Regions from separate parts of the Mus musculus genome. Here all the other regions are linked to region 1. Evidence: chromatin loops called from intact Hi-C (ENCODE). Cell type or tissue: heart. All regions are shown on one strand. Region 1 holds the start of Gm36357 (a long non-coding RNA gene). Region 2 has its middle 62 kb from the start of Gm36222. Region 3 has its middle 15 kb from the start of Gm42110.

Region 1 (8,000 bases):
AAGTCCTGTTTGTTGGTGTTGTATGTTCCAGTAGATGTTTAAATGTACCCTAGTCATTTCTCTGTCCTATTTTAACATGTTTTGTGAAGGTATATCTGACAAGGCATCTCTCAGACCTGTTGGATGTTATGATTGACTTCAACTGAGAAGAAAAAGAAAGGAAAAGAAGAGAAAAGAGAAGAAAGAACGAGCTGTCATTCACCTTACTCTAGTCATCTTGTGGTAGCACCTCATTCTGCAATTCCTCCCTCAACAGTGAAGGTTGAACACTTCTTGGTGTTTGGTCATCTACACCCCAGGTCACGACACCAAAGCCACAGCTTCAATTCCATTTGTTTGGTTGAATACTAAGGTCAAAACTAAACGTTAGCTGGATTAGTAAGTTTGAAGCCTAATGAAACAATTACAAAAATCAAAAGACAAAGTTAAAAACTAAAAACGCTGATCTATCCATCGGACCATCTTCCATTGAGCATCATTTACATACCAGATAACATTCAGGTCATGAAGACAACCAACAAGAAGACTCTGTCTTCACAGATCTTTCAGTTTTTAGATCATTGTAAAGTTTTTGACAATATCATTCTTGTATAAAATGCAGTGTGGTTATATTCATCCTGACCACTGAGTCTTAGACCCCACCTCCACTAACCCTCTTTTTCTTTCCAGTTAGTCCTCCTCCTACCTTGTAGAGTTTCCTTCCTTCTTTCCTTCCTTCCTTCCTTCCTTCCTTCCTTCCTTCCTTCCTTCCTTCCTTTTTCTCTTTCTTTCTCCCTTTTTCCCTTGCTTCCTTCCTCTTTTCCTTTCCTTTCTTCCTTCCTTCCTTTCTTTCTTTCTTTCTTTCTTTCTTTCTTTCTTTCTCTCTTTCTTTCTTTCTTCCTTTCTCTCCTTCTCTCTTTCTCTCTGGCTCCACATAGACAGTCACAGCTGCTATGTGTTCACAATTGCAATGACCATATCATACCCTGAAGACAGTTTCCCAACACACTACTCTTCTTCCTTCAGCTCCCAAGTCCTTCCATCCTCTCTTCTACATGAGTGAGTGAAACAGATGTCTCGTTTGGAGCCAAGTTCTCAACAATAACTTATTTTTTATACATGGGCTAGTTGTGAGTAGCTGTTGTGACCATTTCTGACTGCCAAAAAGGCTGAGAGTAGCAGTGGTCTGCACAAATAAATACAAATATTAAGGCATTTAATCATACTTTCATTTAGCAAAACACCAGTAGATTCTTCCACAAAGCCTGTGACCTTCCTAACAGTATGATTCTGATCAGTTTTACAGTGCTGGGCATCCATTTCCTCCCATAGAACAGGCCTCAAACCCAATTAGGAAGTGGGTAGCTACCCCAAAAACATTCACACCACCAGTGAGCATATCTTGCCAGGCAGCTCATTATTGTAACAGGTTAGGTCTATAGTATGGTATGATCACTACCGACTTCTCCCACAGCAGCCTGCATAGCATGATCAGCTATAAGTGCAAGCCAGTAGAAAGGAGCTTTCTGCTTTGTTGCATCTTAATTTCATTCTGTCCTATGTCCAGTGTGTGTAATTTCTGCAGCAACAGGCTCTTACTGTCTATTCCTGGGGGCAGTGACAATAGCCTATGTTGTTTGTGGGACAACTAGACAACAACTCATAGGGAGGTGTCCTATATCTAGCACTGGAATTTTGGGTTGAAATATGATTTCTGGGAGCAGAGTTGCTTTTATGACGATCATAGATGCTGGTGAAGACGTGAAAAACAAGGAGCCCTTATTTGCTATTGAGTGGAGTGTAACCTGCCTGGTACAGTAACTTTGGAAGTCATTATGGGGGGTTCTCAAAAAGTTAACGATAGAGATGCCATATGACCCAGTTATACCATTCTCAGGCAAACACCCGAAGTTCTCTATCTTGTACATTCGAGTTTGTCACTGCTATGTTCACAATAGCTAAAAGATGGAATCAGCCATGAAGTTCACCAACAGATGAATAGAAAATAAAAATGTGGCATTCTAAATGTAAAATTCAATTCTGTGAACTTTATAGGAAAATGAATAGAACTGGAAAATATTACACGGAGTGAGGCGACCCAGGACCAGAGAGACTATCATGCTATGTTCTCTCTCTCATGTGCAGACTTTAAACTTGACATTTTAGATAGCTGTGATTAAGTTGGAGTAAGTGCCTTAAAGACCATGTAGCAAGAATGGAGCCATGGGATGGGGGTGGGGTGGGGGGTGGAGGGGAAGGGAGGGGCAATGAATTCTGAGGGAGAGTGAGTGGTAGGGTTGGTCAGCCAAAACAGAGCAAATGAAAAAGCCACATGGGGGCTGGTGAGATGGCTCAGTGGGTAAGAGCACCCGACTGCTCTTCCGAAGGTCCGAAGTTCAAATCCCAGCAACCACATGGTGGCTCACAACCACCTGTAATGAGATCTGATGACCTTTTCTGGTGCATCTGAAGATAGCTACAGTGTACTTACATATAATAAATAAATAAATAAATAAATAAATAAATAAATCTTTAAAAAAAAAAAGAAAGAAAGAAAAAGCCACATGGAAATCTACTACTGTAATCAGAATTTTGTTTTTTTTTAATACAGAAATATTATAAGAACATGTGTCTGTTTTAATCCCAGGCATAGGATAGGGGCTGCTTCAGATTGTCCACAGCAGCTGACTGTGATTGCCTTGTGCTCTAGCAGAGGCATGGTTTTGCCAGCTGCAGATAGTTTATGTGAGTGTGAGGCATTTGGAATCCCGAGGAATCTTCAGAAGGTATATAAATGCTAGAGCCCTGAGAGGTGGTGGGTTGCTGGTTGTTGGTTGGTTGCTGTTGGTTGGTGTTGGATGCAGTTTGTTAAGTAGTCAGGAGTAAAGAAGAAATGGGAAGAAAATGAAATTAGATACTCTGATGGTGAAGATCAAGGAACTGGACAGCCCTAGTCAGAAGGAATTAGTCTAATGGTCACATCTTTCCCCCTCTATCTTTTTCCCTCTCCCATCTAGTGTTAGGGGATTGAAGAAGGATGAAGAAGGATGAAGAAAGGTGGAAGGAAGAAGAATCCACAGAGTAGCCAAAAGTTTGGCTACATACTAATTTTGTGCTAACTAAAAACATGATCTTTTCCTCCAATGGAGTTTCTATTTTGATTTAAAGAAGAGCCAGAAACATATACTAAGAGTATGTGTTTATGGGATCAGGAGATGGCTCAGTCATTAATATGAGCCATAAACTTCATCTTTCAAACATCTTGAACCTTTGTCATATTCAATCAGAGACTGCATAACATAGACATCCATTCTTCCCTTTTAAACTCTGCATTCTTTCTCATAGCCAAGAATGTCCAATGCAATGAAGTGAAGCAGCCATCTTGCCTCCAAAAACGATGATGTCTGTGTGCTCAGAATTATAGGATACTAAGATGAAAGAAGCCAGGACCCTAAATGCCAACTCTAGATTCACTTTTATACACTTTTAAATTCATAACTTAAAAAATAAAATACTTACATAAATCATACTTCATTGTGATTCCTGTTACTCATCGATGAGTAAAATCTTATCTGGTACATTTAATATGTAAACCCCAACTAGACCTAATTCTATCTAATCCCTCTAATCCAGCTTGAAATAAAAGCATCAGATAGGCAAAGAAACACCAATTTGTTCTATGTGTGGAATAAAGACAGACTATTCTGAAAGCAAACTTGTCATGGATCTTAAGTCTGAAACTACAAATGGCTGGGGACAGCTGGATCAACACAGCTGAAGAACAAATTCAGTAATGAGATAGAATCCTTCTCGGCCACACTGAAGTACAGAGCCTGCACACAGCTGTGCTGGTCCCCTCTGCTGTAATAACATATCACCTGAACCGAGGTGTCTTCAACAGAGAAATGTGTTGCCACTGGCTGAACTAGACATTGGGATGCAATGACAGAGCTGGACCCTTCTGAGGGTTGTGAGGGAGATTCTCTCATCTGGCTTGTTTCCTGGCAACCCTTGACCTTCCTTGGCTGGTAGGTACATCACTCTCATCCTATTTCTGTGTCCCTATGGCTCTCTCCCTGTGTTGTGTCAATGCTCAAACGCTTTAAATATGAAGAGTAGATCTTGCCATGAACAGAGCAAGCCAGATGAGAAACACCATCCAGCAGTCATCTCCCTATGATATTCATAGCTACTCACATTCCGACCTAACTTCCTAAGAGCAAAAGAAAATAGATGTGACAGCAGGGCCTAGTTTTCTTTAATACAGTGAAAGAAAAAAAAAGATACATTAATGGAAGAAGTTTGCAGTTTGGGGCCAACAGTCTTCCTCAACAGCAGGCAGCCATGTGATCCTTGAACTTGACTATTCGCTGTACCATTCTTGGTAGGATGTAGGCTCCAGGTGTGAGCCAGTGCTCCAGCACTACAGACCGGGAAGTCTCCTGTCCATCCCCTGCCTGTTCCCCACCAAAGAAGCATAACACAAAGAAAACCATTGCTTGGGGGAAGAGAAGTGTCAAATCATCTATAGGACTTTGAGGCTGGTCTCTGCCTGGTGTGGAGCAGAGTTGGAATGCCACCCTATTCTAACCACAGCCCAGTGACTGCAGAAGAGAGAGGTAGGATGACACTGGCCTAGGGTAGAAGCTTGTGGGATAGAGCACTCTCATCATTCTTTCTAAACACTACAAGAGCAGAGTTAGGGCAAACCTGAGCTTAAGTCACCCTCTAGTGCTGAAACAGCAACAGTAAACCAGAGGCAGAGGAGGTGAGCAGCTGAGGAAACACTAGCTCTAGCTGCAGCTCCTGGGCGGGGCCTGGTTAGTTCCAGCCAGTCAGAGCAATCCCGTACTCTTGCTGGAGGATGGCTCAGACATAGGTGCCTAAGGTATTCCAGCTGAGACGTGAGGAGACATTTGTCACTAATGTGGAAGAACACCCTCCTTATTCTCTTGAGACTCCTGTCTTCCTCTCATTGGATGTGAGTAGGAAAACAGATGCAAGAGGCACAGACACAGGTAAGACGGAACCTGATCCCCACGGCTTCGTTAACCAGGGCTTCCAAGATAATCAAGGCCTGCTGAAAGGCCACCTGAGAAGACGTTGGCAGCAATCCCAGTGGTGGCAGAAGCCAGTGCCACGTTGGACACACTGTAAGTCTGTGGATTCTTCATGCCTTCAGTACTTCCTAGGGGGGGATAAGAGGATTGAATCTGAGGTCCAAATCCAGCTCAGCACGCATGTGATGGGACCCCAGACCCTGCTGTTTACGCTCTGCTTCCGGCTTTTTTCACATCCAAAAGCTAAGCTAAGTGCTGTGAACTTCTGTCTAGTGACAGTATCAGTCCCTCCTGAGAAACCCCGGTGGAGAAGGTCTGTAAAGGGAGTTGGCTTTGTCTATCGTGGTCTTTATCCAATGATCTGCAGGACTTTGGCTGAGATGTCCCTTGTGCCTGTGACTAACAGAAGCCAGCAGTGCTCCTATTATCTACAACCCTATAGCAGTGCTGTCATCAAGATGAAGTGACTTGGTGTGACATAGAGTCAGCCCTGGGTAGAGGTTAGGTCTTGTTCCACACTTGGTGCCTGTCACCATGCCCTCACCCTGACACAGCTATCTACTTCCTGTATTGCTCAGATCTGTGGTTCAGCTAGCAGCAGCAGCTCCGATTTAGGCTGCTTCGTGTCTTTAACTTGCCTGGCTCTAGAATGTACCATTCACAGGCCTGAACCTTAATAAGTGTCAGCTGAGCCATGTGGCAGTTAATAAACTACTTCTATAGATTCCATTACCTGCTCAGAAGAACTGCAGAATCTCACCTCGAATGGAGCATGGATATGGGCCACAGTGACTCCCATCTTTACGTGTGCAGTCTAGATTGGTCTTTTTGATCTCTTAACCTAGTTTAAATATCAAACTTTGAAGTGCTTAAGTAATGTAAATAAGTCTTTGTTCCCCCCCTACTCCAACACCCCCCCAAACTTTTGAAATCCACACCTTCATTAAGTGGAAGCCTTTTAAAACACACTTTGTGGGATAGAGAGATGGTTTGGTTGTTAAGAACACTGACTGCTTTTCCAGAGGACCCAGGTTCTCAATTTCAAACACCCACCACCATCTGTAACTCCAGTTCCAGGGAATCCAACTCCCTCTTGTGGCCTCCACAGGCATTGGGCGTGCGTGTGGTGCACAAACACACACGTAAAACATCATACACATAAGACAAAAGAAACATTTAGAACATAACATAGTGTGATGATTAGAGTTTTTTCCCTCAACTTGAGACAAGCTAAAATCATCTGGGAAGAGCAAACTAGAATTGAGGGGCTGCCTCCCTCAGATTGGGACACTGCCTCCACCAGACTGTAGACAAGTCCGTGGCAGCCTTTCCTTGATTAACAATCGATGGTGGGAGGACCCAGCTCATTTGGGCAGTGAAAGTCTTGGTCAGAGGGCTCTGAGTTATGTAAAAAAGCAGGCTGAGCAAGCCACGATGAGCAAGTCTGTAAGCAGCACTCCTCCCTGGTCTCTGTGTCAGTCCTGCCTCCAGTGCCCTGCCTTAGGCTCCTGCCACAACTTCCCTCAGTGGCAGATTGTTGTAAAATGGGAGCTGGAAGATGCAATAAACCCTTTCTTCCCCAAGTTGCATTTAATCATGATGTTTATCACAGCAGTAGAAGGTAAGTAAGAATATATGTAAATTATTTTGCTCTTAGGGAAAAGACACATTGACTCTTTGGGTGATATTATTAAAAACAAAAATAATAACAAATACATACAAGATACTTAGGCTATATCAGGGTAGCTTCCAAGTAGTTTATATACAGTAAGCTTTTAACACTTGCAAGAGTTATATAATACATGTTTTATAAAAATAACATACAAAATATTTTGCCCATTTGATGGATAACACTGGAAAACAGAGAGGCCAAAAGGCTTGCCTCAGCATGGTGGTAGAGCTTGGATTTGGTTGTAGGCCATTTGGTTTCAGAGTTTACTGATACACCAATTACATAGCGTGCTGTGAAAAGTCTATTGGTGAGTAGACATTTGATACAAAGGCTGGTCCGTTTAGCAACATATCAATGTGTTCTCTCTAGTTCCAACTTTCCCCTGTGGTGGGCCAAATCCTGCCTGTGTACCAACGATTGATACTCAGAGCCAAAATAAATCAGTGCAATAACTGGATTGGGATTAGGAAGAAGACAGCTCTGAAGAGAAGTACTAAAGAAAGCAAACTCACAAAGGAGATATTTCTGATCTACTATGTCTGAGACACCCAGTGGTAAGACACCCTGAACCTTGCATAGGCCTTTATGAGCAGGTCCCTGTGAAAAAAAGGCTGCAAGAAGACTTAGACCAGACCCAGTTCACAACATCCACATGAAATGATACCACTACCATACCACAGCCCCCTCCTGGGAGTCTCAGAAAACAAGGGTAAGAGAATTTCCTCCAGTGTGAAATTCCAAAGCAGCATGATTGTTTGCAAAAGTGGCCTGAGGTGTGGATTAAACAGGTCCTTAGTTATCCACTAATGGTTTAACTGGGTTCTTATAGGCCTAAAGGCAACAAGGGTAAAAGCTGATTTGTAAAAAGTCTATAGGTGAATCTATGGACACAAAACAGGGGTGTTGTGCCTCATCGGATGCTCACAGCAAATTACCTACTTCAAAGGCGGAGCCAAGAGCCAGATGGACAGGATGATGCATCTGATGGATTCCCAGCTCTCCTCTGTCCATCATCTAAGTGACATGACAGCTCCTGATCCACGTGCCTCTGGTACCAAGGATGGCAGCTCTGTAGGGCCAGGACATCAGTCCCTTACCACTCAGTCTAATCCAGTCAGTGTCACTGCTCAGTACTAACCACACCAGATCAAGAAACCAGTGCGGAGCCCTCAATATTGTGCAGTTCCTTCCAAAGGAACAGCATTGATCTTTGTAAAAATCAATACTATTTTATACCTCCATCCCTTTCTGCTTGCCTCTGTCATATGTGATATCAGTAGGCTAATAAG
Region 2 (8,000 bases), 210 kb before region 1:
GGAAGTGATAAAAGAAGTAGCCATTGGTCTGGAAGAGAAAAAGCCATTGGTCCAGAAGTAATACACTCATTGGTTTAGGTTTTTTAAAAATATATATATCCAAGTTTTAAAATACCCACGCCCAGGGGAAGAAGGAGAAGAAACTGTGGTCAGGATGTACTATATGTAAGAAATTGGTTCATTAATTAAAGACAGGAATCCCATTGGTGCCCATGATATTCACTGTTCTCAGCTCCCTGCACCATTTGGTTCTGCTTGCTTTACACAAAAGCTGGGAGATGATCCCCAGTATTCTAGAGGAGGCTTATCAGAGGAAGGTTAGATAAACTATCATCCCAGCCATGATAGCAATCCTTGAGACTACTGGAGACATACATCTTGCCTGTCCTCAGCCACCAGTTCTAAAGCCTTTCACCTGCTGTCTTGGTAGCTAGACTGAGGTGCCATTCACTGGTAACATGGACTTCTGAGCTCATGGTTACTACCCCTCTCCATATGCTGTGAACCTGGGCAAACACTTACCACCCAACCAGAGTGGATCACCCGATAGGTGTCTGTTACTCCTGCCCATGGAGTGACAGCTTTCTTTGTCCCCTGCTTTCAGGGTACAGCTTTTGAAGCCACTGAGCAGCAGTCCTGCATTAGTAAATCCTAACTGTGTTACTGAATGGGACCTGTAGTTGCAGGAAAGTATCAGTTTCCTAACAAGTTTACTGGGTTGGTAGCAAGCAAATTCATTACCATTTTCTGACTCATTACCATGGATCAGATTATTGCACATTTTAAAAACATATTACAATACAATGTTCACTGACTGGGGCTGAATAGTGATTCTAGAGTGTAGTGTTCCATCCCCCCAGGACACCTACTTATAGACAGCACCTTGGCAAAAACTTCAACTGAATATATTTGGCTGCACTTTTCCACTACCTGCTGGATACCAAAGTGCATGAAGGACCAGTGGCCACCATGATGATGTGCCTACCGTTGCACCCGATTTGCTACAAGTCTTTTGTTCCATTGCAGTTCTGGGTAGAACCCCATGCCACAGATCAAATTCTCTCTGAACTCTTGGTTGGTGATATTGGCATCACCCTAAAGGTAGAAAACATCCTACATTTGAGGTAGGTGTCAAACCTAGTGTCAAAGGAATCTCACAGCCCGACTTTTCTGCAGACCCTTTTCTGCCTTAGGCCCACAGACATTTACAATCTTAGGTATCACTCAGTAGCAACTCCATACTTTGAAGATTACGTTCCAGTGTCCCACAGGCCATTTAGCTAAAAGTGTCATCGTGCTGTAGGCCCTGAGGGTTTGCTCTCTACCCTCTAGAGCACGTGATCTTAATAGTCTGTTGTTATACTAAAAGTTACCACAAATTTAGCTTAAAGCAATACCCACGCATTACTTCACAGCTCTATCCATCAGAATTTCAAAGAGGTTAATCTGGATTCCCCGTTTAAAATCTCACCGGGTCACAAAGTGTCAGCTGTTCACTGTCCAGTTTACATCTTAAGGATGCTTCACAGTTCTGCCATCACCATGAACCATGACCTTGCTATGTTTCATGGAGCATCAGGAGATTTTATTGCTGCCGAGTTTTTAAAGTATCGCTTGAACATGAGATGCTAAGTCACACTAGCTGTGCTTACAGCCTTCACTATGCCTTCTCAAATCAAAATCTGTGAACCATATGCCCACCAACTGGTCCCTTCCACTACCTGAAACGCATGCATTCAGCACCATTCATCTGAGATATTTAATATATATTTCTACCTATGTAATGATTTACAAAGCCATTCACTAAGTGAGCAAAGATTTCCTAGGACAAGGGGTTTCAGGACTATTTTTTTTTTAAGTTTTCAAGCAATTTTAAGCTAATCTAGCCTGATAAGTGTCAGAATCCAGTTTAAACTGAATTGCAGTGGTCCTGCCCCATGCAAAGCACTGTATTTTCTATGAACCTAAACTTGTGGTAACTGCCCACCACATCATATTTCCTTGATATTGGGTAATACACAAAAGAACTATTTCAAAAGAAATTAACCATTTACCTCCAAACATGATAGTCATCATTAACACCATGATTAAATTTATGATATTAATATGATTTCTATACCCTTTTGTCATAGGTAGCAATACTTCAATTGATCCACCTACTTCAGTAAGTTTCTTACTATATGGAAAGCCTGATATTTTACTTACTTTTGGCAGATGGATTTGTTCTCTACAGAGGTTACTTATGGATCAAATTGCTACCTATTTCCAATTCCCTCTTCCTCCTCTATTTCCGAACTTCCTGTTTCAGAGCGACATTGTGATACTCAGAAAAAGACTAACTTCTGTCATGTGAGAATCATCATTTGTCTGTGAAGAGCCACTAGGAAGTCTCCTCAGGAGAATAATGAGTTCACCCTTCCCTCTTCCAACAGTGGATTAAGACTGTGATGGCTGCTGTACCAGCAGCCATCTTGGCTATGAAGTAACTGTGAAGACAAAAGTGAAGATGGCTTCACAATGAGAAAGAAATCTATTGTTCTAATGGCGTCTTGTAGCCCTGTGTCAACACTTGCTAAACCGCCTGCTCCCAGACTTGAGAAGAACAGTGAATCATTTATTCAAGTTACAGTCATTTGAGGATTAGTTTCTTCTGTGTACCTGAAGTTTTTGTTACTGAGAACTTTGTAAAAGATTATATTTAGGAAAATGTGCAAAAACAACAATGGCCTTGTGCCCATAGTTAATGCCATTTATGGTGGTTTGAATAACGATGGCCCCATAGACCCATAGGGAGGGGCACTATTAGGAGATGTGGCCTTGTTAGAGTAGGTGTGGTCTTGTTGGAGGAAGCACTTCACTAGGAGGTGGGTTTTGAGCTCTAAATTGCTCCAGCTAGGTCAATATGACATTAACTTCCTGCTGTCTGCCAATCCAGATGTAGAACTCTCAGCTTCCTCTCTAGCACCATGTCTGCCTGCACAGAACCATTTCCCACCACGACAACAAGGGACTAAATCTCTGAAACTATAAGACATCCCCAAATAAATGTTCTTCTTTCTAAGAGTTGCCATAGTCATGTGTTTTACAACAAGAAAATCCTAAGGTAGCAGTTTACAACAGGCAACAAGCTAGTAAAGAAATTTAAGTTGCTAGTCCAGTAACACTCAAAGTCCTATTATTTATTGTTATATTTTCTAATACTATCTTTGGGTATGTGTGAAGTCTCATTAAACTCAAAGAGTTATTTGCCCCAAATCATGTAACTTCCCAGTGTATATTCATTGTACTGACAGTCCATATTGTGGAAGTTTGCTCATGCATTCTAAATTATAAAATTTATCTAATCACTGTTATTTCATTTTTCACTTCAAAACTGTTAAGTCTTGGGGTCATTTTAATGAAATTGGAAACTCATGTGATGAGTAGAATTAATATAAATAAACAAACATACATATAGGCATGTAATGAAAAAGGAGGCCATGAATTTGGAAAGAGAACAAGGTAGAGGATATGGGAGCATGCAAAGCATGAAAAGGGATGGGGGGTGGTGCGATGATACCATCATTTCAAAAACTAAGATGGATCATTGAGAAATAACAAATATAAATCATGACACCAAGGAGATATAATGGTAGCAATGAATTATGAAGAAATATTCAAAGCCCAAGACTTCCTATGTACAATTGTCTATAATGACCTCACCTCCAGTACAAGTAGATGGAAATGTAATGTAGGTGGAGAGCCTATAAGTCTCAGAACTGCAAAGAAAAATAATTAGGTATCCAAAGACATATCTGCATGGAGGCTAGGCTAAGCTAAGCTAACCTGTAAACTACTTAGGATTATGACAAAGCATGACTGTAAAATGTTCACCACAAACTGGGGGTTAAAATAACATTAACATACATGCATGCATGCATACATGCATACATACATACATACATACCTATGTAAAATAAGCAGAAAGTAACTGCTAAATTTTTGCAAGAATTGAATGCAAGAGTTCAGTTGAAATAAAATACCATATATAGATAGAGGAGGAGAGGAAAGTTATCTTGAAGAATTAAGAGCTGAGCCTGGAGTGTGGGCCTCTCATTACCTACCCAACATAAAGATATACAGAGCACTGTGGAAAGGAAGGGATGTCTGACATTTAAAGGGATCTTGCCTCTGTCATTCCATCTCATTCCTTAGGTAGCCTGGGAGTAAAATCTGTCACTGCCTGCAGCAATGACTGGGCTTTCTGAGACCCAAAGCTGATTGGAGCAGAGTGGTAGAGATGGGCCAAACACCTCACCTAAGTGATCCTTTAACACACAAATACCTCAAGTGCATTTGGCTTGTTACAAACAAAACAGAATTTATCTTCTAATGAAAACATGTGAAATCTATTTACAAAATGGTTGTTTCTTTTTCCGGTATTATATACATGTATGAAGTCATCAAGAGAATAAAAACATAATTTACAAACTATTTTTAAGAGATTTGAGAAGTGATTAGGTCATGGGGAATGGAACCCTCAAGAACTAGATTAGGGCTCTTATGAAAGCATCCTAGAGAAGAATTCCAGAGAGGTTTCTGGCACAAACAGGACCACTGTCTTTGAGGAAGGCTCTCACTAGGAGCTAAATTTGCTTTTACCTACAGCTCAGACTTCACAAGTTGCCAGAACTGTGAAAAATACATTTCAATTATTTATGAGCCACCAGTCTATTGACCTTCGCTCTATTGCCTGAATGGAAGAAGACTCCAGCTAAGGTTTAATAAGGAAAAGAGAGTCCTGGTAAGCTGGGCCATGGCATTAATGTAAGTCAGTGAGCATGGATCCCACTGGGTCACTGAGGTCCTAAATACAATGGTTATCAGGGGTACATGGAGATGCTAAGTACCTTCATCTCCCTGAACATCTCACCCTTACGTAATCACAAAGACCATTTTATTTCCTTTGCTCTCTATATTCTCTAACACCTCATCCTGTTGGAGATTTCAGCTTCTTAAAGTGAGAGCTAAGCGTCTCTGTTCTGTGAACTGGGACTGTTAGACTACCGAGTAAATGTTCAGAGTCCCTTGAATCTCCTCTGCTGAAAACAAACACCTGCTCACTTCTCTAGCCTTATGAAATCCTAGAAGGCCCATAAGTGACAATATCTTCACCTTGCCATCCTGGGTTTTTTGCCTCTCCCCAAGAATAAGCCATGGTATTCCCTGGGATCCAAAATTATTGATCAGTGCTGTCATCCATCAGCCCAGACTCATCATGCTTTAAATCCTTTAAGAACAGAGGCCCCTCCCCTTTCCCACTGATCAGAAAGATGGCAGATATGATAACCTCTGCAATCTTGATATAAGCCCGGCCACAGCCGTGCTGTAAGCCTTGCAAAAGGGAGGTAAGCCAGATTCATAAAGAAACGGTTAAGGACTTGGCCTTAAGAACTCCAAAAACCTTAACATATAACTTCTCCTAAATAATTTAGAAGTTGTGCTTATTAGTTGAATCTTTAGCCACAGTACTCCAGGATGCCTCAGACTTGAAAGGCACCAGACTTGAAAAGATTCTGTCATCAGTATCCTAAGGGGCTCCAGGAAGAGATGGCAAGAGAAACCACTCTCTATTTTCAAGAAACTTAGAATCTAGGAGAAGGGGCAACTAACCAACAAATGAATAAAGTATGATAAGGGCCAGTGTGTGCCTGAATTTAAGTTACAGATCATGACACATAAAGGCTCCCCTTTCTATTTGTAAGAAAAAGAACATTTGATGCCATTACAAGACCTTTCCTTTTGAGTCTGAGGCACTGACCCCTTTAGAATACTTTACATAACTCTGGACATTTTAAAATCATAATTGAAAACTAATGTTTGGCATTTCTTGAGGGGTAGGGAATAGATTAAATTAAAGCCAAAAGGAGTCAACTATAAAATGGATTTTTTGGTATGCTTGCCTGTTCTATCAATCTGGTAATACTTAAATATTTCCTAGAATTCTCATGAGCAAATATTCCATATAAAAAATTAATAAAATGGAATCACAGCATTGAACATGGCTGAGGAAGTGTCTCTGGAGTAGGATGTGGAGTATTTGGGTTAAATGCTAAGGAGTTGTATAGCTAAACTAGATGGCAGATTTAGTTTTAGTTTCCAAGGGTTCTTCAAACTGATTTCCAGAGTGCTGGGCCAATTTGGAATCCCACTGACTGAAAATAAGGGTTCTCTTCCCCATATCCTCGCCAGCCTTGGTAGTCTATAGTTTAGTTGATTTACCACTCTGACTCAGGTAAAATGAAATCTCGAAGTCATTGTGATTTGCATTTCCCTAACAGCTGAGGAAGCTGAACTTTTAACTTTTATTTTATTTCTAGATACTTCTCATTCCTTCTTTTGAGAACTCTGTTAGTTCTATAGCCTGTTTTCTGAATGGGTTTGCTTGGGGGCGAGGGGTTGTTTTGGTATTTTTTATCCTTTGAGTTTTTTTTCATGTGTGTGTGTGTGTGTGTGTACGTGTGTGTGTATTTGCTATTAATCCTCTGTCAAGTGTATTGCTAGCAAAGATTCCCATTCTGTTAGTTTACTCTGATTGCTGTTGCTGCTGTTTTAATGAGGTCCCACATATCAATTATTGGCCTTAATTCTTGAGCAAATCAGGACCTAGTCAGGAAGTTCTTTCCTACACATCTATGATGTAAGATTCAGTTTGTGTTTTCTTCTAGCCAGTTCAGTGCTTCAGGTTTAGGTCTTTGATCCATTTTAAGTTACTTTTATGCAAGTGGGAGATACAGGTCTAATTTTATTCTTCTGCATGTGGATATCCAGTTTTTCTAGCATCATTTGTTGAGGATGCTTTCCTTTCCCCACCATATGTTCTTGGCGTCTTTGTCTTTATAAAATATCATGTGAATGTAGCTATGTGTTCTTATGTTTGGCTGCTCTACTCACAATAGTTAGGGAATGGACACAACCTAAATGTCATTCAACTGACAAATGAATGATGGAAATGTGGTACATTTATTTTATGGGATACTATTTCAGGTGTACAGAAAAATTAATGCATAAAATTTGCAGATAGATGGGTGCGTCTAGAAAAGATAATGTTGAGTGAGATAAACCAGACCCAGAAAGACAAATGTCACTTGTTCTTTCTCATCTGTGGCTACTAACTCCAAATCTTCAGATATGAATATATAACCTGGAGTAACCACAGAAACCAAGAGAATAAAAAAGGGACTGTGGGACCCTAGACAAAGAACTAGAGGCAACCAAAGAATGCTGAGGGCAGGAGAAATGGTCTTACCCAGGGGAAAGCCCACCAGCTTATTAGCCAACCAAGTTGTGAGCCCTGAAATCATATACATTCAAGTAACATTATATGGGCTGAACAGATTACATTAATATATTTATCAATATAATATATATTGAAATTTTTAAAAAATTAGGCCATGAGCATGAGGGGAGGGGGAGATTGAAGTGAAAAGAGAGAAGAAATTATGTAATTATATTTTATTTCAAAAGCTAAAATAAAATATTTAACAAATAGATTGTGCATGGAGGCTAGAGATGGCCCACCAGCCATTATTCTCTGACTGTCACTGTGCTTGGCTACGGTGACAAGGACCCGGCCAGTGGGATGCACATTGCCACTCACTGCTGTCCAAGCTCAAGCTCTCCTTCCTGATGGCTCCTTCTGCTGTTCCATGGATGGATGCATGGCTGGGAAGCCAAGCAAGCAGCAGTTTCCTACTGACCTTCTCAGCTCTCAGTCATTCTCACAAGGGTGGCTGGATGGACCTGGCTTTCAGATAAACTGTGCTTAACGCGCCCTTCAGATCTTCATTTCTCTAGCCTCTCGCGATGCACACAGCTTATTATTTTTAATAACAAATCCCATACCCATAGCTCAGAGAGATCAGCTTCCTGGTTCACTTGTGAAGCTCTAAGCTATTGAAAAGGGTCATTCTGGGTCAGACATGAAGGATACAGACTGCTCTTCCAAAGGACCCAAGTTT
Region 3 (8,000 bases), 400 kb before region 1:
ATTCTTCGTCCACAAGCCCATCCATCCTCCCTCTGACTTTGAAAAGCCAAGGTGGTCTAGCCTTAACCTGCCACAGGCAGCGAAGTGCTCAGCACTTGATAAACCTGTCATGTTGTCTTCCACAGAAAAGCAATTTTAGTAGTGAAAAGAAAGAGCCAATAACTCTCCCAAGTGTATCCAATTCTACAGCTTCTTGCTAAGTACTGCATTACTCTACCTTCATCTGGCATTATTCAGTCTAGTATCTCCCTCGGCTTGCTAGTACCTGGTAATATTTATGGAGCACCAACCTGCAATGGATGCTAAGCTGAAGTATTTCTGGCTCTGTATTCATTCATTCTTCACAGTTGATGCATGAGATGGTGAACACCGTTAAAATGAGTGAACTTTCCATGGTGGGAACAGGAAGAAAGGTTGATTTACTATAGCGAAGAGAAGAGATTTGGATCTAAGAGTACCATTGCCTACTGCATCTGTATCGCAACTGTTTAAATGATCCCAAGCTCATGTGCCAATCCCTAGATTCAAGGTGCTTTTTATCTCTAGCCTTGGTCTCATTGCAAGAAAATCCTTCAGGGTCTCTTGTGTTGTTCAGTTTTTAAGAGTACTCTCATGTTTGAGTATTGAGTTTGGGTTTTCTACACTCCATTCACCTTACTCTTAAAAACTCTGGCTGATTCTCAGCCTCCAACACCACTCCTGATAACATAAACAAAACACTGCACATTAGCATCTGAAGGCTCCAGCCCTTCATCTGGCCCTTGCCCCTCCATGGGTTTATTAGGAATCAAACCAGGACTGTCCTGAACAGGTACAACCTACAGCCCCACAAGAAAAGGTCAAAGGTAAAATAGAGCAAATATAAAGAATAATTTATACTTCTGTTCCTCCATTTTTAATAATTGCATTTTAAAGTTAGTGATGGAAACGCTGTTTTCATGTCAAAGCATCCATCATACCCAGTCACGAGTCTCCTTTATTTCCATTACAACATCCTCTGAAACTGTCCTTCTGTGCGCATGTGTACATTGAAGATAAGGGCACAAAGTGACACTTGCCAGGATTTAGTAGGTTCCACACTGGGCTGTTGAAATGGATCGTTGTGTTGTCATGAAAAGCAAACATTTTAGTACAATTTATTAGATTCATTTTTTTATTTTATCTTATGCTATGTGTACTTTGCCTACACGCATGAGCATATCTACTGTCCACAGAGGTCTGAAAAGGGTGTCGGGTTCCCTGTAGCTTTCCACCATATATATAGGTGTTGAGCCCCTATCCTCTACAAGAGCAGCAGTACTCTTGAGCACTCAGCCATCTCTCCAGCCCCATCAGACTTGTTAACTTTTAACAAACCAGTGGGTACAATTATTCACATTTTTCAAAGGCCAATTTGCCAATTTAAATCAATTGAAAATGTCTTTATTTAACTCTTTTCTCTCATGCATAAATCAATAAGGAACTTATTGATGTATACATAATTATGTAGCATGAGTATGTGGGGAAATTGCTAATACATACTGGGCAGCACAGGCAAGCATCACAAAGGGATTGCCTGCATTGACCTAAAGATGCATTTGTAGTCCTCCTACTCTGTGTCAGAGCACTCGCCCTTGCCTAAGGTCCCTTCATGTAACTGTTTTAGAACTTTTGAAACACTTTTTCTTTTTAAAACACACTATCTCAAAATAACAACAAAAATCAATGTCTTCTTTATTTATATATTGTAAATACATTTTAGGAAAAACATGTTCCTAGGACCCTCTGTTTCTACCCACCTCAGCAATTTATAACATCTCAAAGAGCATGAGAATCTTAAGTGGTTTACACAAGCTGAGAAAGGCTAGATTAAAGCAATACTTTGCAACATTAATGTTTGTTCCTTTAAATGTCTGGGATAGTACATTAGCTAAAAGCAAATATTATAAAATGCAAATAAAATAGATCACTAAGAATCAAACTTCATCAGGGTTCTCCAGCCAGCTGTTAATTTTGATCCAACCAGAACTTTCCATCCTTGGGGTGTAGTAGTTAATGAGGGCTGAAGTCTGGCTGTAGTTATGACTACAACCAGAGGATACACTGGAGGGGTCCTGACAGATGAGGACTCTCAGGGATCTTCATGAGAGGGAGAAAAATAACAGGAAACAAATGTAAATACAAACTAAAGAGTCTGCTAAAATCCCTAACGGTAAGAAAGCCTGTCACTGTCCTAAGCTACATTGTCACAGCTATGGCTGGACACTGTGGTGATTTTAGTTGAAATTGAGGGAAACAAAACAAGAAAACACTCTATAGATAAAAAGTTTTAGCACACATAGTATTCTATTGTTAAATTTCACTTTATAAGTCTTGATAGATAGTACATGATCAGGCCCATTTATCTTTTCTTTTTTTTTTTAATTAGTTATTTTCCTCGTTTACATTTTCAATGCTATCCCAAAAGTCCCTCATACCCACCCCCCCAACCCCTTACCCACCCACTCCCCCTTTTTGGCCCTGGGGTTCCCCTGTACTGGGGCATATAAAGTTTGCAAGTCCAATGGGCCTCTCTTTGCAGTGATGGCCGACTAGGCCATCTTTTGATACATATGCAGCTAGAGTCAAGAGCTCCAGGATACTGGTTAGTTCATAATGTTGTTCCACCTATAGGGTTGCAGTTCCCTTTAGCTCCTTGGGTAATTTCTCTAGCTCCTCCATTGGGGGCCGTGTGATCCATCCAATAGCTGACTGTGATCATCCACTTCTGTGTTTGCTAGGCCCCGACATAGTCTCACAAGAGACAGCTATATCTGGGTCCTTTCAGCAAAATCTTGCTAGTGTATGCAATGGTGTCAGCATTTGGAAACTGATTATAGGATGGATCCCTATCTTTTCATGTTGGCTAACGTTCACCACTTAGATATTTTTACGACTTTGAAGATGGAAAATAGTCATGTGGAGGCTGCTGCTGCTCTGAATTCAGCAGAAGTTATTCAATGCCAAGCTTGGACAATGTGTTTCCACCCAGAGCTGGAAACCTCTGTTTACCAGTCCCTATGCAATGCCTGTGCATGGGGAACCAGGAACTTCTCTGCAATAGTTGCCACTGTTTTGCTGACCAACTGACTAAATGAAAAAGCCAGTATCATTTCACTGGGACAAGCTCAACCTGCGGATTGGGCTAGCAGGGACTGATCTTCCTCTTGGAGTAGCCGCCTGGTGTTCATAGGGTTGACATGTTAAAACAGAATAAGCATTCTGTAAGAATCATGCCTGAGAGTATTAAGCAAATCAATGTGAGAGCTGCAAAGCATTATGCGGCCCCTTCCAGGTAGGTGTGGCCAGCCACCAGGCTGCTCTGGGTACCCTAGGCAGCTGCTTCCAGGTCTTCAGAAAACAAAAACAAAACAAAAACAAAAACAAAACAAACAAACAAAAAACTGTGAGCTGAATTCACCTTTCTTTTTTGAGGCTAAAGGACCAGTGAAGCAGGTGAGGTGATCTATTTATACATTTGCATTGTTTGAAATGGTCAGATCTATGTCCCAGAAGTACTGGAAGAGATGGGGGGTCTTCAATGCTAAAATACAGTTCTGCTTACTGAACCTTATGCACAGTGATTCAGTTCACACCTCCCTCCTCATCCTAACCAACGCATGGAAGAAAAGCCTAACTCAAATTAATTGGAGAAATTAATGAATCTTTGGGGCCACGTAAGAAATAGCATGCTTTGATGCAGCCACGAGACCCATTAGCTGCCTAAAGAAGCAGCTGTGTGTGTGAGCTTCCCAGATTATTCCTGCCTCAGAACAGCAAAGCCATTGTTCGTGACCTTTTGCACCAATAGACTATATTGGTATGTCTATGCGCCAGTTTCAGGGGAAAGGTTGCAATGGACTCATAACTTTCAAAAGAAAATGTGACTGAACTCTCCCATGCAGTTAATGATGCACATAAAATATTTACCATTTTGGGTTCCTTTGATTTGCTTTCAAAAACTGTTAGATATATGCCCTGAAAAGAGGGGAATATACAGAAACCCTACAGTAAAACTGTGGAGTCACTTGCTTTTGCATTAGCTGTATACACTTCATGTGGATTATAAACATCTCTCTGTGTCATTATGCATGTTTTAAAAGCAGAGTGTTCTGGAACATCGACTTTAAGAATCTGTATTTTTAAACATGTGGGGTGTTCCAAATTCGTGGGTATAAATAACACTGAGAAACATGCTTATACATAAATCTGTCTGCATGTTTCCTTGAGACACATTTAGAAAAGCCGAAGTGCTCAGTCAAAATATCCTATTTTTAAATCTTTCGAGAAGTATAGTAAAATCCCAGCAGGCACTTTGATTTATATAACAACAGAAAATGAAAAATAAATACCCATGCTTTGGAGTATTTGCTGGCAAGAGCAACATACAATGTGGCCCACTCTTCCCTGGGATAAAATTCTTCACTGTCCAGGCAGTGGCTGATCCTGTGTGACCACCAGGTGTCAGTCTAAAACAGAACAAGCTGAACTACACCTAAGAAGGGAGGTTCTCTAAGGCTTAAAGACCTCCACATCCTGTTTTTTCCCCAGGTTAATAGGGGATTGGGGCCTTATTAAAAATTCAAAATAAAGAAATAGATGATTACAGACAGACAGACAGGCAGGCAAGCAGACAGGCAGGCAGCAAGCAGGTAGGTAGGTTGATTCATAGTTACCCTCTGCAGGTTCTCAAGTTTATAAATGATCATGAGACACAACTAAGGCAACGAAATGAAAACCAAGTCCGCTGAAATGCTGAATGGGCTCTCATGAAAGTCTCTGATAGCTTGAAACTTCATCTTGGCAAGAATATTATAAGGAGGTTCTTATTCTGTGAAGGTCCAACTCTAAAGTTCAGTACATCCTTCAGAACCAACCAAGAATTATAGATGTAAACTAAGACATCCAAGGACATTTTTAGGTGACACTTTTAGGGAAACAGCAAGAGAGAGAGACAGAGACAGAGAGACAGAGACAGAGAGAGACAGAGAGAGAGACAGAGAGAGGGACAGAGAGAGGAACAGAGAGAGACAGAGAGAGAGAGATACACCCGCACGTACTGCATCTTTGCATTCCTGACGCAGTAATAATGATTAAGTCAGCAGAATCTCTGGAGCTGGGGGTGAGGATGGGGAATGCAGCCTTGATGACGAGCATATTGATTGACTCTCAGAGCAGGAATGAGCATGATGAACTCAGTGGAATCAGAATGTAAGAGCCAAGAACATAAGAAAATATCAAAAGATTTCCACACCATGGTTCTACAAGCACTTAAGGAAAGCAGCTGGTGAGAAGATTTCTTTAAATCACTTCTGGATGCCCAGATTTTAGTAACTAAAGTCTACATCTACTTTAGTAACTGAACTGACATCTACTTCAAACTTTTCCCCAATTTCCCTCTTTCTTTTCTTGACTGTGTACTATTTCATTCTCTGACCTTTGCTCTCTACCTCTTTCCTAGACCCGAATCACACAAGATGCTGGGAATTTCATGACAAAATTTGTTTACCAGGATGATTTAACAGAACCTTATAACCTGAATGGCCTAAATCATAAAAGACTATTTTCATATAGCTCCAGAGGATGGAAGTCTAAGGTCAGGTGTTCATAGATTTGGGTTGCCCAGAGACCTCTCTTCCTGGTCTGTAAGTGACCATCTGCCTTCTCTGCCATGCATTCACATGGCCTCTGCCTGTGCAGTTATATCACAAGTGTCCAGCTCCCTCTTCTAAGGACATTAAGTTGAATTAGGGTTCATTCTGACAGACTTGTTTGAATTCCATCATCACTTTAAGAACTCTGTCCCCAAAGTCAGTCATGTTCTGAGGTACTGGGATATAAAGCTTCAACATGTAAATTGTTAGGGAACAGGATTCGTTTGCTCTTTCAGAAGCTGGATAAAGGCTTTGGTAATGAGAGCAGAGAGGACTCAGAGCACTTTGTGGAGGAGAGTGTGTGAGGGGCAGACTGAGGGAAATACAGCAGCTCTGGGAGGAGTGGACATGAATAGAGCACTGGTAAATACACCTACTTTGCCAGCTTACTAAAAAATTATTTACTCGAGAATGAATGTTTTCTGCCTTTAGTTGTAGGAAAGAGTGGAATGCAGGAATACCAGCCTGGTAGGCAAATAAAAATGAACATAAAATAAATATTCAGGGACAAAGTCTTTCACTAGTACAAGGCTGTGACTCAGATGCCACAAATCCATTGTGGTCCCCAAACCAAAAAAATAGAAGACACTGAAAGGCATAAAAGTCAAACTGTCCCTGGGCATGATGGCGCACATCTGCAGTCGCAGCACTTCATCAGAAGCAGAGGCAAGCAGATTTCTAATTCTGAGGCCAGCACTGTCTACATAATGACACCCTTAAACAACAACACCAACATTCTGTTGTGTTCAGTATGAAAGTTGTCCTGCATTGTGTTCGCTGAGGTGCATTTACTCAGTGACATAAGGAGACAGAAATAACTGCACTTTTCCACAGAGGGAAATAAATTAACTCTCGAGAGTCTTCCTAGCCTCCTTTAATCTATTCTTGTTCTGTTAGGGGAAAAAAAAGATAACTGATCAAATATGCATATTTGTTCAGGAAAAATGCTAACAAGGTAATGAAAGAGAGAAAGAGTGGGTCTTTACTCCGAAAAGCTACCTGTCATTGCTCTTATGTTTATCAGCATTTGCTAAGATTTATTTTTATTTTTAAAATATATTTGAATTTTTTTATGATATATTTTGGCCACATTTCCCCTCTCACGATGTCTCACAGTTCCTATTTATCTCCCTATTCACACAAATTCATATCTCCCTCTCCCTCTCCCTCTCCCTCTCCCTCTCCCTCTCCCTCTCCCTCTCCTTCTCCCTCTTCCTCTTCCTCTTCCTCTCTTATACAGACACACCACCACAACAACAAAACAAACAAACACAACAAAAAGCTTATAGAACAAACACACAAAAACAAAACCCCGTGCAGTTCACTTTGGATTGGACAACTACTGCTGGGCCCAGAGCCTGACCTAGAGTGAGGTTGATACACCCAGTGACACTCCATTGGAGAAAAGTGATTTTCCCTTTGCCATCAGGAATTAACTGTAAATAGCTTCTTGGTTATGGGTCAGAGTCTGTGTCTACTCCTCCTGTCAGTGCCTGGACCCCATCTGGCTTGTGCGTGCTGCCACAGTCTTTGTGAGTTCATATGTATTCACAGAAGCTTCACCCCTACTGACTAATATCCATTATGGTGTTGTAAGCTTCTCTGCATGCTACTAGAGGAGGAAGATAAGCATTAATATTACCCAGCTACAAATCTCATGTCCTCTAACAGTGATCAGCCTGCCTGCAAGATATATTGATGCAAACACGGCACAAATCTTATAGATGTAACCAACTGCTTTCTGGTTGAATTTAATACCCACTCCACGAAATGGAAGTCTGTCAGATTCTGCTAAAGAGACCAAGAACCTGAAATGAGATAGGTCGTGGGCCTAGGGAAAATAATAGCTAATTATTGATCACTTCCATAATACCATTCAGCATTTGAAATGTTGTTCAAATGCATTGTGCCTCTTGAGGCTCATAATGATTGAGGCAATTGAATTCTCTGGTTAACACATACATTAGAACAAATTAAGAGCTTGGATGTATTAGAATATAATTGGGAGTCAAAATCTTTAATGCACTTGCTCCAAATGACACTGATAAATGGAGATACCAACAGCTGAAACACGTGTTTTACATTAAAACCCATTTTTCTTTTTACTCCACTACCATTTATACATTTCTGCAATGTCTTGCCAGTCTTTGTAGGTACTGTGAACACAAAGATGCACACACCTTCATTTTTGCCTTTACAATTCATCTAGTGAACAGTGATGATATGAGAAAAGCCACAGAAGTTTAGAATTATAGTGGTAAGTTGTGAAGATGCAGATCAAAGATGTGCACAGGCATTGTTTAATGATATGAAGATTTACTTTACCTG

What was found. A loop is a pair of places that touch in the nucleus more often than their neighbours do. Peaks named below come from ENCODE experiments on the same cell type or tissue, not always from the same donor. Only the 100,000 strongest peaks of a DNase experiment are listed, where the experiment ranks them.
Region 2: it touches region 1 in a loop (3-fold over the local background); 2 of 42 quality-filtered maps call a loop at or near these places.
Region 3: a loop joins it to region 1, with 10 times the contacts of the local background. A loop is called at or near these places in 12 of 42 quality-filtered maps.

The regions. Positions count from the first base shown.
Region 1 is chr5:91,856,901-91,864,900 of GRCm38, forward strand. It overlaps Gm36357 (a long non-coding RNA gene), which reads left to right and starts at 4,841. Exons shown (of 3, transcript XR_389335.3): 1 at 4,841-4,997. In heart, a CTCF peak has its summit at 4,711; no DNase peak of the experiment used is centred here.
Region 2 is chr5:91,642,723-91,650,722 of GRCm38, forward strand. No RefSeq gene overlaps it. Among named protein-coding and RNA genes, the nearest start is that of Gm36222, 62 kb to the right of the region's middle. In heart, no CTCF peak of the experiment used is centred here; no DNase peak of the experiment used is centred here.
Region 3 is chr5:91,460,837-91,468,836 of GRCm38, forward strand. No RefSeq gene overlaps it. Among named protein-coding and RNA genes, the nearest start is that of Gm42110, 15 kb to the left of the region's middle. In heart, a CTCF peak has its summit at 4,464 (motif pointing right); no DNase peak of the experiment used is centred here.